3 separate regions of the Homo sapiens genome follow, and regions 2 and 3 are each linked to region 1. A link is a contact called in ENCODE Hi-C or POLR2A ChIA-PET data. All regions are on one chromosome and are shown on one strand. The core of a region is the stretch at or near the end of the contact, and the rest is flanking DNA. Distances in the headings are between cores, read along the strand shown. Region 1 overlaps CAB39 (calcium binding protein 39). Region 2 overlaps SP140L (SP140 nuclear body protein like). Region 3 overlaps SP100 (SP100 nuclear antigen).

Region 1 (4,376 bases), core at 1,077-3,576:
CTTCTGGACTTAACTATCCAGTCTTCCTCTTATTAGATCTCCTGTTCTAGCACAATGTCACCTCCCAACCTGCCACACAACTTTCAAATTCTCTCCTTATTGCTGCCAATCATGTTATGTTCATTCCTGCCCCTGTACCTTTGTTCCCAGTCATATGCCATTAGGATGCCTTCTCTCTTTTCTGCCTGTGTAAATTCTAAACTACTAGGAACTCCCATCTTAAGTCCTATTCCTTTTATCAACCCTTGCCTTATTAACCCAAACCACATTTTATCCTCTGAAATCCTGTAGTACTCATTTGTTATCTAGTAGTGGTGTCCTCTTACACATCACAGATCCTCAACAAGATAAAACCACACTCCTTGGCATCAGTGGAGGCATGCAGCTAGAATGCTGACCGGCTCTTACTTGATGGAAATATCTGCTCACAAAATGGCTGATCATACAATTCATCTTTGCTGAGCTTTAGAAGGCAGGAAAGACAAGGGTAAGACAGTTTGGTACAAGTTGAACAGGTTTTGATGGAGGCTTGTCAAGCTTGTCTAAACGATTAAACCATAAACCAGTAAATACAAGGCAAACAGTTATGCTGTATAACCTGTGAGCACTAGAGTGAACAGCATACTAACATGTAAATTGCCAGTAAAAAAAAAATCGCCTCCAAATGTAGTCTAACACTAGCAATACGACTTCAAATGCATGCTAGTATTAGCAGCATGGCCCCGCAAATAAATATCTAACAGAAGTACTCACAGCCTAAGAAGATAATCACACTGTATGGAAGCAGTCTAAATTAATTAACAAAAGTACAAAAATCTTAAAATGCAGTTCACAGCGCTCCTTCAAGAAACAGCTGTTTCCAGGTCTGGCAGGACTCGTACAAAATGAGCAAGATGGTCATCCTACGCCAGAAAGCAAGGAAGCAATCACAGACTGATGGGGTCTTGCCAAAACAACACAGAAGGCAACTTGAAGGAGTTCCCAAGGGCCAAAGATGGGGCAACTTGGACACAAGAAAGTAATGACTGGAATGGATTGAGACATATCAAATATAATTTTTAAAAAGACAAAAACGTGAGTTTATAATGATCCTTAAAACAACTCAATACTTATCTAAGGAAGTGGCCAGGTCATCAACTGATTATACTAAAAAAAAAATACCTGATTATACTAAAAAATGAGACTATTTTGGGATAACTAAGTCATCAAGGAAGAAGGGTTCTTCTTTATAGAAACAATTTAATTATATGAAGAAGAAATAACAGAATCAGGAAACTGCCATTCTGAATCTAGGCAATGATTCTCAATGGAAACTAAAACCAGGAGGTGAAAGGTCAATGAGAATTTTGTAATGGACAGATTACAGACTGAGGACACCTGCATCCACCGGTCAATCCGAACATCACCAGAAATGGGATAACCAGTGCCACCCAATATGAAGCACACAGCACCATCCATGAACTTTTGCCCCCCTCAAAGTGAATCCGAATCTAATAAAAAAAAGCCAGATCTAACTATCTACCAGTTAAATCACTAGCAGATAGTGGAACATGTTACAGAAGCAACAGGAATGCCAAGTCTAAAATATATGATTTTTCTACAAAACAAACAATCCAGGCTTCAACAAAGAGATGGCATAATATTAACTATTATAGATTAAAAGAGAGCTCAGAGTATTAACCAAATTCAGTTTGTGGGCCTTGTTTGGAACTTTTTTTTTTTTTTGGAAATCAAGTCTTGCTCTGTCACCCAGGCTAAAGTGCAGTGGCGCAATCTCGGCTCACTGCAACCTCCATCTCCTGGGTTCAAGCTATTCTTGTGCCTCAGCCTCCCGAATAGCTGGGATTACAGGTGTGTGCCACCACACCCGGCTAATTTTTGTATTTTTAGTAGAGGCGGGGTTTCACCATATTGCCCAGGCTGGTCTCAAACTCCTGGACTCAAGTGATCCACCCGCCTTGGCCTCCCAAATGCTGGTATTACAGGCGTGAGCCACCATGTCCAGCCTGGAAGTAATATTAAATAAACGAACTGTAAAATGCCATTTTTGTGAAAATTGAGGAAATCTGTAGATTGGGCATTAGACATTAGGTTTGCAAATGGTAACGTAACTGTGTTATACTGTGTTTTGTAATGCGTACTAGGGATGCATACTGAGTGATGTCATGTGTCAGAGGAAAAAGGGGGCAAGGACTAGAGGAACAAGAATGACAGAACATTCGTAACTGTTGAAGCTGGGTTTAGGGTAGGAACCGGTATGTTACATATTCCCTCTAGTTGTACGTATATTTTTCACAACAAAGGAGGTGGGCGGGGCTTCCGGTGGGCCCACCAGTTGCATTCTCCATGCTACTTCCTGGCTGGAAGTGTCTGCTCTGGCCAGCACAGGTGAGAGCTCTAAACTGTAAATTGTATCTCAAAAGTCTTTCTTGACATGCCATTTAACAACATTCATATCATGCCTCTGATTACTCTGAAGTGAAAAATGTCAGCAGAGTTAACTAATGTATTGATTTTAATAATCCTTGGTTTCTATGGAAAAGGAAATATGGGCTTTAAAAACACACAAAGGCACCTGAAAGCTGCTCTAAGATCACCACAATTTCACACTGCTCACTACATGTTTTTACATACAACTCTGAATTGATACAACACAAAATTAGATGCCAAAAGTTCTGTATCCCAAAATCTGAAGAAGTAACACAGATGGTTAGAAATAGAAAGAGGGAAACAGAACGCTGGCGTGCAACACAGGCACTGACTCACACTTTGTCTAAACAAGCTTGAACTTGGGGGAAGTGTTAAACCGCAGAGACGTGAATCAGACTGAGGCAAGCTATAAAGCCAGGAGGAGTAGAGCAAGCTGATTCACACCAACAGTCATGCCAGGAACATGCCTGCCCACCAACTTAATAGAACAGACCACCACCAATGTTGGGACAAACAGATGCACACCATACCCGGGGCTGGCACACAACTCTGGTGTGAAACAGCAGGAGGTTACCTTGCCAGTCAATGAGGCTCAGGGATGAGGGAGAAGGGCATTTGGTTCTATGGTTCGGTTTTCAGGCTTTTTTAAACTGACAAGACTACCCAAACATTAATGCCTGCTTAGACCAGTAGTAATTTCAGGAAGATGCACTGTGAATTACCAAATTATATGGATTAGTAAGTGGACACAGAGAGGTAAAAATCAAAGGACACTACTTCATAAACATGTACTTTGCTGACTCAACAAAGTAAAGCTGTAGAGAATCCATGCTCCATTTAAGAGGCAGCTTTTACTGCCTTACAGCGTGCGTATTATGTCCAAAGGAGATGTCTTTCAATATATAACTTAACTGATACTTCAATGAAATTCAACTTTTTTAAATCCTAGAGAACAGAAATAAGACCACAGAGAATTATTATTTTTTCCTTCAGTCATGCTGGATTTGTGAATTTAAAAGCTCAGAATTCACCTAATTTTAAATTCCCACCTGTAGGGCATTTTCAAATTCAATTTAGCTCACAAGTTGAATTTCAAGGAGGGAAATGTGTTCAAAATCTATGGAAAAATTATCTAACTACAGAGAAAATGCTTCCCACATTCAGCATCCTGTTTTTTTTCCCAAGGCAATCCTTCCTTTATGTTCAACTGAGAATACAAATTTTATTACATTGTACATACCCTTTCAATAACATGAACAAAATATTCTGTTGGGTGCAGATGTATTCAACAGTAGGAGTTCTCGTACCAATTTGTCTTCTGAGAATATTGTTGAAAATTTGAGCCACGTCTTTTTTGCCCTATTAGGAATACAATCATTAACACATTTTCCTGACCAAACATCAAAATGCTCATTCACCCTCCCAAATGAACTCGAATAAGGCCATTGTACTTATTGTTATGACTGAATATCTGACTTTAACACATTCATAGACATTAAATTATCTCTTCATTTGTAATTCCAAATTGTAAGTTTACTAGTGTACTATTTTTAACATGAACAATGTGTTGACAAAAACAACAATGGGTTGACTATATTCCACATATAATTTCCACCATTTCTAAGTCTCAGGATCACGCTGACTCTGATATGAGAAACAAAACCCTGCAATATGTTAACAATCTAAGGGATCTGAATTCCACCCAAATGGAACAAGCAGCTTCAAATAAGATGCTTACATTGGGAACACTATATGTGCTTTCCTTTCATAGTGATGGAAGGAGAGGAAAATATACTCTGCTGCTATATTAAAAATGGAATAATTCTGTATGAAGCTGGGCTTTAATGGAAAGTAGACCTATCTTCCAATTAAACTAGGCCTGTTTAGGGAAGACTTTATATAGATTAATAATGAAGGTACTAAGTATCACATGATACAGTAGTTCA
Region 2 (4,376 bases), core at 675-3,174, 450 kb after region 1:
AACAAATAGAATAAGACTTTAGAGTAAGTATATTTATTTTATTTTATTTTTGAGATGGAGTCTCTCTCTGTCCCCCAGGCTGGAGTGCAGTGGCTTGATCTCGGCTCACTGCAACCTCTGCCCCCTGGATTCAAGCAATTCTCCTGCCTCAGCCATCCTAGTAGCTGGAATTACAGGCATGTGCTACCACTCCTGGCTAATTTTTGTACTTTTAGTAGAGACGGGGTTTTGCCATGTTGGCCAGGTTGATCTCAAACTCCTGACCTCGAGTGATCTGCCCACCTCTGCCTCCCAAAGTGCTGGGTTTACAGACATGAGCCACTGTGCCCAGCCTAGAGTAAGTATATTTAGTACCCCCATAACTTATTCAATGATATTGTTTCTATAAAACAACCAACTAGTAAACTTAGAAATGTAAAAATTGAGTTTTCAAATTCAAAATTAAAGGTAGGCAAAATAATAAAACATTTAGGAATGAACAAACAGAATGCAAGACTTGTATGCTGAAAATGACAAAACATTACTAGAGAAATTAACAATCTAAATAAATAGAGATACCCATGTTCATGGATTGGAAGACTCAATATATTTAACCTGGCAATTCTCTCCAAATTGACCTATAAACTCAATGTGATTCCTATCAAAATTCCAAATGGCTTTTCTGAAGAAATTGAGAAGCTAATCCTAAAATTTATATGGAATTGCAAGAACCCAGAATAGCCAAAACAATCTATAAAAAGAAGAAAAAAGTTGGAAGATTTATACTTTCTTATTTCAACACTTATTATAAAGCTACCCATATCAAGACAGTTATTGTACTGGTATAATTCAGTGAAACAGAGATGAGAGTGCAGAAAAAATCCTTGTGGTTTCAGCAATTGATTTTCAACAAAAGTGCCAAGGCAATTAAATGAGGAAAAGATAGTCTTTTCAACAAATACTACAAGTAGAATTGCATAGATACACACAAAAATACAAATGTAGACTCTTACCTCACATCATATACATGAATCAACTAAAAATGGATCATGGATCTAAATGTAAGAGCAGGGCTGGCTTCATGAGCATGCATCCTGTGCAGTCACAAATGACTCTGTGCTTAGTTTAGTGTTCTGCTTTCACTGTTCTGAAATCCTTAATAACTTGTGAGCAAGGATCCCCCATTTTTATTTTTCACTGGGTTCCCCAAATTATGTAGTAATCTTCTAAAAGAGCAAAAATGGCAGGACTTTTGTAAGAAAATAAAGACAAAAATCTTTGTGACTTTAGGTTAAATGAAGAGTTAGCTACAACATCAAAAGCATGATCCTTAAAATAATAAAGTGATAAGCTGAAATTTAACAAAACTGAAATCTTTTGTGTTTCAAGTATACTGTTAAGAAAAAGAAAAGACTAGGCACAGTCTGGGAGAAAATATTAGCCAATTATATTTTCAATAAACTACTTATATTCAGGTATGTAAAGAATTCTGACAGCTCTATAAGAAGATAACCCAATTTAAAAATGGGCAAATGATTTGAACAGATATTTCTCCGAAAGACACATGGAAGATAATAAAGACAAGAAGAGATGCTCAGTATCATTAGTCATTAGAGAAAAGCAAATTCAAACCACAACAAAATACTAATATGCATTCATTGGAATGGCTATAAACACATACAATAACAAGTTTTAGCAAAGATGTGGAAAAACTGGAACCCTTACACATTGCTATGAAATGGTCTTCTGGAAACAGTGTACGATAGATTTTGTGAAAGTTAACTATCACGTTACTGTTACTATAATGTTACTATATTCGCATGCAAGTCTTTGTGTGGATATACGTTTTCATTTCTAGGTAGATGTTTAGCAGTTAAATTCTTGAGTCATACAGTTTCACTTTGACTGTGTTGCTCCTCCCCAAGGCTGGCAAAGTGCCATATCAAGAGGGTTTTCCTGAGCCCAAAGTTTCTCCAGTGGGGAAAAGAGAGCCTGAGGAGGACATCCAGCTTCTGTAGCATTCTGTGCTACATCTTAGGAGGCCCACTTCTGTCTTGTCTCATGGGAAACAAAGAGGAAATCAGTGGGGCTAGACCACCTGTGTTTGACCAGAAATGAAGAAGTGAGGGCAGGGTTCACAGTGGCCAGTGCATGGATCACCATGCTGGTACTGTGTTCCTGCCATCAGCACCCTAGCAGAGAGCTCAGCCAGCAGCTCTGCCCAACTGCAGAGGCAAGCTGGTGACCCTATTTGGCCAGGGAGCATAGTCAGCAATTCTAACTGGCTTGGGTGCCTAGTCAGCAATCCAGGCCAGCTACAGGGTTTAGCTTTCTGTCTTGTTGGACCAGGGAACCCCCAAAGAGATTCTGCCCAGCCTCAAAGCCTAACATACGTCCTTGACCACGCAGGTAATCGAGCCAGCCACTCTGCCTAACTACAGAGTATGGCCTCTAGCCTTGCTAACCAGGAAGCCCAAATAGTAACCCTGCCCAGCCTCAGTGGCCAGCCAGCGACCTGCATGGACAGTAAACAAAGCCAAGGACACCTCCCAACTGAGGGGCACAGCCTGCAGTTCTGCCTAACCAGGGATTCCAGAGAATGATCCCATCTGACAGAGGAGCCCAGCTTGCAGCAAGCTGGGGCATAGCCTGTGGCCCCACCAAACCCAGGTACCTGATAACAATACTGATTGACACTGAAGCACAGCCAGTGGTTCTACTCTGGAAGAGAACCCAGACAGTGACTCAACCCAACTGCAAAACACAGCCTGCAACCCTGATTAATCACAGAGCCTAACCTGTGGTCCCACTGAACAGTAGCTTGAGGTCTTGTTCCATCTCAGAAGCCAGCCAGTAGCCCTGCCCAACCAAAGAGTCCAACCAAAACACTCAACAAACCATACAGGCGAGCCAGTGGCCCCAGCAAACACCAGAGCACAGGCAATAATCCTGCACAACTAGAGATCTCAAAAGCAAACTGTGACTATTCATGGATGCTACCAGCTGACCTGTCCAGATCTCCAGGAAACACTGACTACTAAAGGGCTTTCCATGCCAAAGCAAACCTATAAAGGTTGGAAGAGGTTACTTCTTCCTCAAATGTACAGACACTAATGTGAGGATACAAGGATCATAAAAAATCAGCAAAAAATAAAACCCCTAAAAGAAATTAATAAGCTCTAACAACTGACTCTAAAGAAATGAAGGTCTATGAGCTAACTGACATTCAGAATAATTCTCTTTAAAAAGTTCGGTGAACTACAAGAGAACACAGATGGACAACTCAACAAAATCAGAAAACAATATATAAACAAAATATAATGCCAATAAAAAATAGGAACCATTAAACAAACCCCCAGAAATCCTAGATCTAAAAAATACAATGACTGAACTGAACAATTTAACAGAAAATTCCAACAGCTTACTTAAGCAGAAGAAAGAATCAGTGAACTGAAAGAGAAGTCATTTGAAATTATCTACTTAGAGGAGCAAAAAGAACAAAGAATGAAAATGAGTGAAAAAAAGCCTATTGTGTTTATGGGACACCATCAAGTGAAACAACATACAAATTATGGAAATTACAGAAGAAGAGAGAAAGAAAAATGAGCAGAAAGTCAATTTAAAGAAGTAATGACTAAAAACTTCCCAAATTTGGGGAGAGAAATGGACATTTATGTTCTTGAGGCCCAAAGTTCCCCAAACAGGTTCAACAATACAATTCTACACCAATAAGTATTATAATTAAATTATCAAAAGACAAAAAGATAATTTTGAAAGCAGCAAGGAAAGCATAACTTATCACAAAAAATGGAGCCCTCATAAGACTAACAGTAAAGTTTTCAGTGGAAACCTCCTCTTCTCAGCCCAGGAGAGATTAGGGTGACACATTCAAAATATTGAAAGAAAAAAAACTGCCAACCAAGAGTGTTACACTTGGTAAATCTATCTATCTTAAATGAAGGCGTGATAAAGGTTTTTCCAAAAAAACAAAAGTTGAAGGAGTTCATCATCAGTAGACTTGTCTTACAAGAACTGCTAAAGTGAGTTCTAGTTCTTCAAGCTGCAATGAGATGGTATTAGTTAACAACATAACAATATATAAATATACAAAACTCACCAGTAAAGGTAAAATTTAGTCAAAGTCAGAAATCTCTTATATTGTAATGATTGTGCATAAATCACTTTCAATTCTAGCATAAAAATTAAAAATCAAACATTTAAATAAGTATAACTATAGTAATTTGGTTTTAGATATCCAATATAAAAATATGTAAATTGTAACATTAGTCAATTAAAATATGAGGGAGGAGAGAAACAAAAGTGTAGAGTTTTATATGTGGTTGAAGTTGTTAGCTTAAAATCAGATGATATAGCTATAAGATATTTTATGTAAGCCT
Region 3 (4,376 bases), core at 755-3,254, 350 kb after region 1:
ACTGATGTGTTATTTGAGAAATGAACAGAACAGTGTGTGCCCTGCCCGTCAACCCACATCCTGACCATATGCAACCAGGCAGTCTCTCAGGGCAACCACTGCTGTCATTTTTTCCATCGTATCTTAATACTGCCCGCTACTGGATTTTGTATAAATGGGATAAAAGGTATATATGCTTTTGTGTCTGCCTTCTTTTGCTTATCATTCATGTTGATGTGTTGAACAGTAGTTTGTTCATTTTTGTTGTTGAGTGGCATTCCATTGTGTGAATATACCACAATCTGCTTATTCAGTTTTCTGTTCATGGTCATTGGAGTTGATTCCACTTTGAGACTAGTATAAATAAAATTGCTGCTCTTGTACAAGTCTTTTTGTGGCAAGATGTTTTCACTTATCTTGCATAAATATGTAGCAGTGGAATTGCTTGGTCATTGTGTAAGAGTACATTTAACCATTTAAGAACCTGCCAAACTGTTTTTCAAAGACTATCAGAGATAGCCTTTCTAGTTTTAGCCATTCCAGTGTGTGTGATGTGATATGTCATTTTCGTTTTAATTTGTATTTCTTTAATGATAAAATGATGTCAAGCACATTTTCATGTGTTAATTGGCAATTTATTTTTTGTAAAGTGTCTGTTCAAGTCTTTGGCCCATTTATATTATTCAATTTTACTTATTGATGGGTAGGCATTTTTTAAATATATTATGGATAGAAGTGTTTTGTCTGATTTATGTATGGTGAATATTTTCACCCAGTCTGTAGCTTCTCTTTCATTTTCTTAATCATGTCTTTTGATGGGAAGAAATCTGTAATTTTGATGAAATCCAATTTATTTTTTTTTCTTTTATAATTAATGACTTTAGTGTACTATCTAAGAAATATTTGCCTACTCCAAGGTCATGAAAATATTCAAAAAACAATTTACAATATTAGCATGGGTTTATATATGTACTTTCTATGCTATACCATTGATCTATTTGTCTACCCTTATGCTGGTAAGATTTTGCCTTAAATATCATGGCTTAACAAAAGTCTTGAAGTCAATTAGAAAAGATTGGCTTGGATTTTCTAGATTCTTTGCTTTTATACATTATCTTTTCAAATCAGTTTGTCAATTTCTTCAAGAAAAAACTTTAGGACTTTTTTTTGGATTTGAATTGAAGCTACAGATAAATTTGGGGGAGATGACAACAACATTGAGCTTCCAATCTGTTAACATTGTATATCTCTCCATTTACTTACATGTGTTTAATTTTACCCAGCACTGCTTATAGTTTTTAGAAGTCATGTACATCTTTCATTAAATTTATTCCTCTCCAAAAACCTATTGAAATAAAAAATTTAATTTAATTAAATTTAAAAAATAATAAATTTATTCCTAGTTATTTTATTGTTTTGGTGTTACTTTAAATGATAATGCTTTTCAAATTCCTTATTACTATTATATGAAAATATAATTGGTTTGAAACATATTAACCATGAATTTATGGCATTGCTAAATTCATGTAGTATTTCTAGTAAATTATTTATAGATTTCCTTTGTATTTTAAAGAAAATAATTATATCATGAACAAATAGACTGACTTACTGTTTCTTTCCAAACAATTATTTCTATTTTTTGGTCTCATTTCACTGGTTAGGAGTTTGAATACAATGTTGAAGAGAAGTGATGAGAGTGGACTTCCTTGCCTTATTTCCAATTTCAAGGAAGAAGCACTTAGCAGCACCATTAAGTGTGATGTTTGCTATACCTTTATACATATTCCTGCGTCTTTCTTTCCTTCCTTCCTTCTTTCCTTTCGAAAAGATTTGAAAATAACTACTGATTGAGTGAAATCAGACCTTATAAAACCTTATGTAACACTGAAAATAAAAATAAAAAGCAGACATAGTTTGCATTTTTAGAGAGATAAAACAAGGGAAACAATGAGTTGTAAAAGATAAAACAGGAAGTCCTAGCCCGAGCAGTCAGACAAAAGAAAGAAATAAAGGGCATCCTAATCGGTAAAGAGGAAGTCAAACTTGAGTCACTGTTCACCAATGATATGATTAGTATCCTAAGATATAGATCTGATAAATGAATTCAGTTAAGTTTCAGGATACAAAATCATAAGTAGCACTGCTATACACCAACAATGATCAAGCTGAGAATCAAATCAAATCCCTTTTACAACAGCTGCAAAAAAATAAATAAATAAAAAATAAACCAAAAAAACAAAGCAAAACAACAACAACAACAACAACAACAAAAATCCAAAAAACCTTAGGATATACCTAACCAAGGAGGTGAAAGATCTCTATGAGGAGAACTACAAAACACTGCTGAAAGAAATCACAGATGCCACAAGCAAATGGAAACACATTCCATGCTCATGGATGGGTAAAATCAATATTGTGAAAATGATCATACTGCCCAAAAGCAATCTACAGATTCAATGCAATTCCCATCAAAACACCATCATCATTATTCACAGAACTAGAAAAAACAATCCTAAAATTCATATGGAATCAAAAAAGGGCCCACATTGCCAAAGCAAGACTAAGCAAAAATTCCAGAATCTATAAATAACTCAAACAAATCAGCAAGAAAAAATTCAGATAATCTTATCAAAAAGTGGGCAAAGGATATGAATAGACAATTCTCAAAAGAAGATATGCAAATGGCCAAGAAATATATGAAAAAATTCTCAACATCACTAATTATCAGGGAAATGCAAATCAAAACCACAATGCGATACCACCTTACTTCTGCAAGAAAGACCATAATTAAAAAATAAAAACATGATAGATGTTGGCGTGGATGTGGTGAAAAGGGAACACTTTTACACTGCTGGTGGGAATGTAAACTATTACAACTGCTGTGGAAAACAGTATAAAGATTCCTTAAAGAACTATCATTTGATCCAGCAATCCCACTACTGGGTCTCTACCTAGAGGAAAATAAGTCATGATATGAAAAAGACATTTGCACACGCGTTTATAGCAGCACAATTAGCAATTGAGAAAATGTGGAACAAGCCTAAATGCCCACTAATCAATGAGTAGATAAAGAAATGTGATATATATATGTATATATACACATATACATGTATACACATATATATATACCATATGTGTGTGTGTGTGTGTGTGTGTGTGTGTGTGTGTGTGTATATATATACACCATGGAGTACTACTCAGCCATAAAAAGGAATGCAATAATGGCGTTCTCAGCATCCTGGATGGAGTTGGAGACCATTATTCTAAGTGAAGCAACTCAGGAATGGAACCAAGTATCGTTATGTTCTCACTTATTAGTGGGAGTTAAGCTATGAGAATGCAAAGGCATAAGAATGATACAATGGACCTTGGGGACTCAGGGGAAAGGGTGGGAGGGGAGTGACAGATAAAAGAATACACATTGAGTTCAGTGTACACTGCTTGGGTGACAGATGCACCAAAATCTCAGAAATCACCACTAATGAACTTATCTATGTAACCAAAACCACCTGTTCCCCCAAAACTACTGAAATGAAATAAAGACAAAATGGAAAAAGTATGAAAAATTATTTAAACAGAATGTAAAAGAAAAATGATATTGAAAGGCAATATTAATAATATTGAAAAAGAATCATCAATATTGATGATATCGATATTGACTGGAATCAAAGAGAATCCAACTAAAGACACAACTAAGAAAAAATGACACAAAAAATGTTGAAATTGAAAATCAGCAAGTTATGGTATGCAACTGTAAATAAAACAAAAAGCAAGACTGTTCCCATTTAATGTCAAATCAAAATTCAAGAAACAAATCATGAGACAAATGTTTTACAGGCATTGAAAAACAATTCACCCCTGTTTTTTGATTCTTTACATATACAAAAATGGACAAAGTATACAGGCTCTGGATAAATTAATGAGTGATTTAATATTTAATCTTGTGACTTAAAAACAGAGAACACGGCTGGGCGCAGTGGCTCATGCCTGTAATCCCAGAGCTTTAGGAGGCTGAGGCGGGCGGATCACGAGGTCAGGAGTTCAAGACCAGCCTGACCAACATAGTGAAATCCCATCTCACTAAAAATACAAAAATTAGCCAGGCATGGTGGTGCATGCCTGTAATCCCAGCTACTCGGGAGGCTGAGGCAGGAGAATTGCTTGAACCTGGGAGGTGGAGGATGCAGTGAGCCTCTGCACTCCAGCCTGGGTGACAGAGCAAGACTCTGTCCCAAACAACAACAACAACAAAACAAAACAAAACAAAAAAAACAAAGAAAAAACAGAGAACACATATTTCTCAATACCCTTGAAATATATATCAATATTCAGCATAATCTTAGCCACAAAAGAAGTCACAAAAAGTTATAATCACTAGAAGTGAAACAGACTTCATA

The links. Hi-C counts contacts between places; a loop is a spot of excess contacts on that map. ChIA-PET counts read pairs that join two places held with the same protein, here RNA polymerase II (POLR2A). Pooled maps may share reads with other maps.
Region 2: a pooled map shows a loop between it and region 1 (4-fold over the local background). The contact joins two enhancer-like sites. A Hi-C loop is called at or near these places in 1 of 168 maps with a recorded cell type or tissue (HCT116) and 5 of 50 pooled maps. POLR2A ChIA-PET finds 5 or more read pairs at or near these places in 2 of 52 experiments (Panc1 and activated CD4-positive, alpha-beta T cell).
Region 3: a loop to region 1 is called in a pooled map, with 5 times the contacts of the local background. The contact joins two enhancer-like sites. A Hi-C loop is called at or near these places in 1 of 168 maps with a recorded cell type or tissue (Calu3), 1 of 37 single-sample maps with no recorded cell type and 10 of 50 pooled maps.

What each region holds. Positions count from the first base shown.
Region 1 is chr2:230,792,626-230,797,001 of GRCh38, reverse strand. It overlaps CAB39 (calcium binding protein 39), which reads right to left. Exons shown (of 9, transcript NM_016289.4): 4 at 3,671-3,789. Among named protein-coding and RNA genes, the nearest start is that of ITM2C, 70 kb to the left of the region's middle. RefSeq lists an enhancer at 2,527-3,726. Within about 2 kb of position 2,326, at least 32 of the 41 ENCODE cell types and tissues checked have a DNase peak (open chromatin) inside an H3K27ac peak, as active enhancers do.
Region 2 is chr2:230,345,684-230,350,059 of GRCh38, reverse strand. The region is part of intron 2 of SP140L (SP140 nuclear body protein like); the gene reads right to left. Among named protein-coding and RNA genes, the nearest start is that of SP140L, 21 kb to the right of the region's middle. RefSeq lists an enhancer at 1,776-2,115. Within about 2 kb of position 1,924, at least 7 of the 41 ENCODE cell types and tissues checked have a DNase peak (open chromatin) inside an H3K27ac peak, as active enhancers do.
Region 3 is chr2:230,437,424-230,441,799 of GRCh38, reverse strand. All of the region lies in intron 2 of SP100 (SP100 nuclear antigen), which reads right to left. LOC101928816 (a long non-coding RNA gene) reads left to right here. Exons shown (of 4, transcript XR_427235.4): 4 at 1-365. Among named protein-coding and RNA genes, the nearest start is that of SP100, 23 kb to the right of the region's middle. RefSeq lists an enhancer at 2,067-2,116. Within about 2 kb of position 2,004, at least 7 of the 41 ENCODE cell types and tissues checked have a DNase peak (open chromatin) inside an H3K27ac peak, as active enhancers do.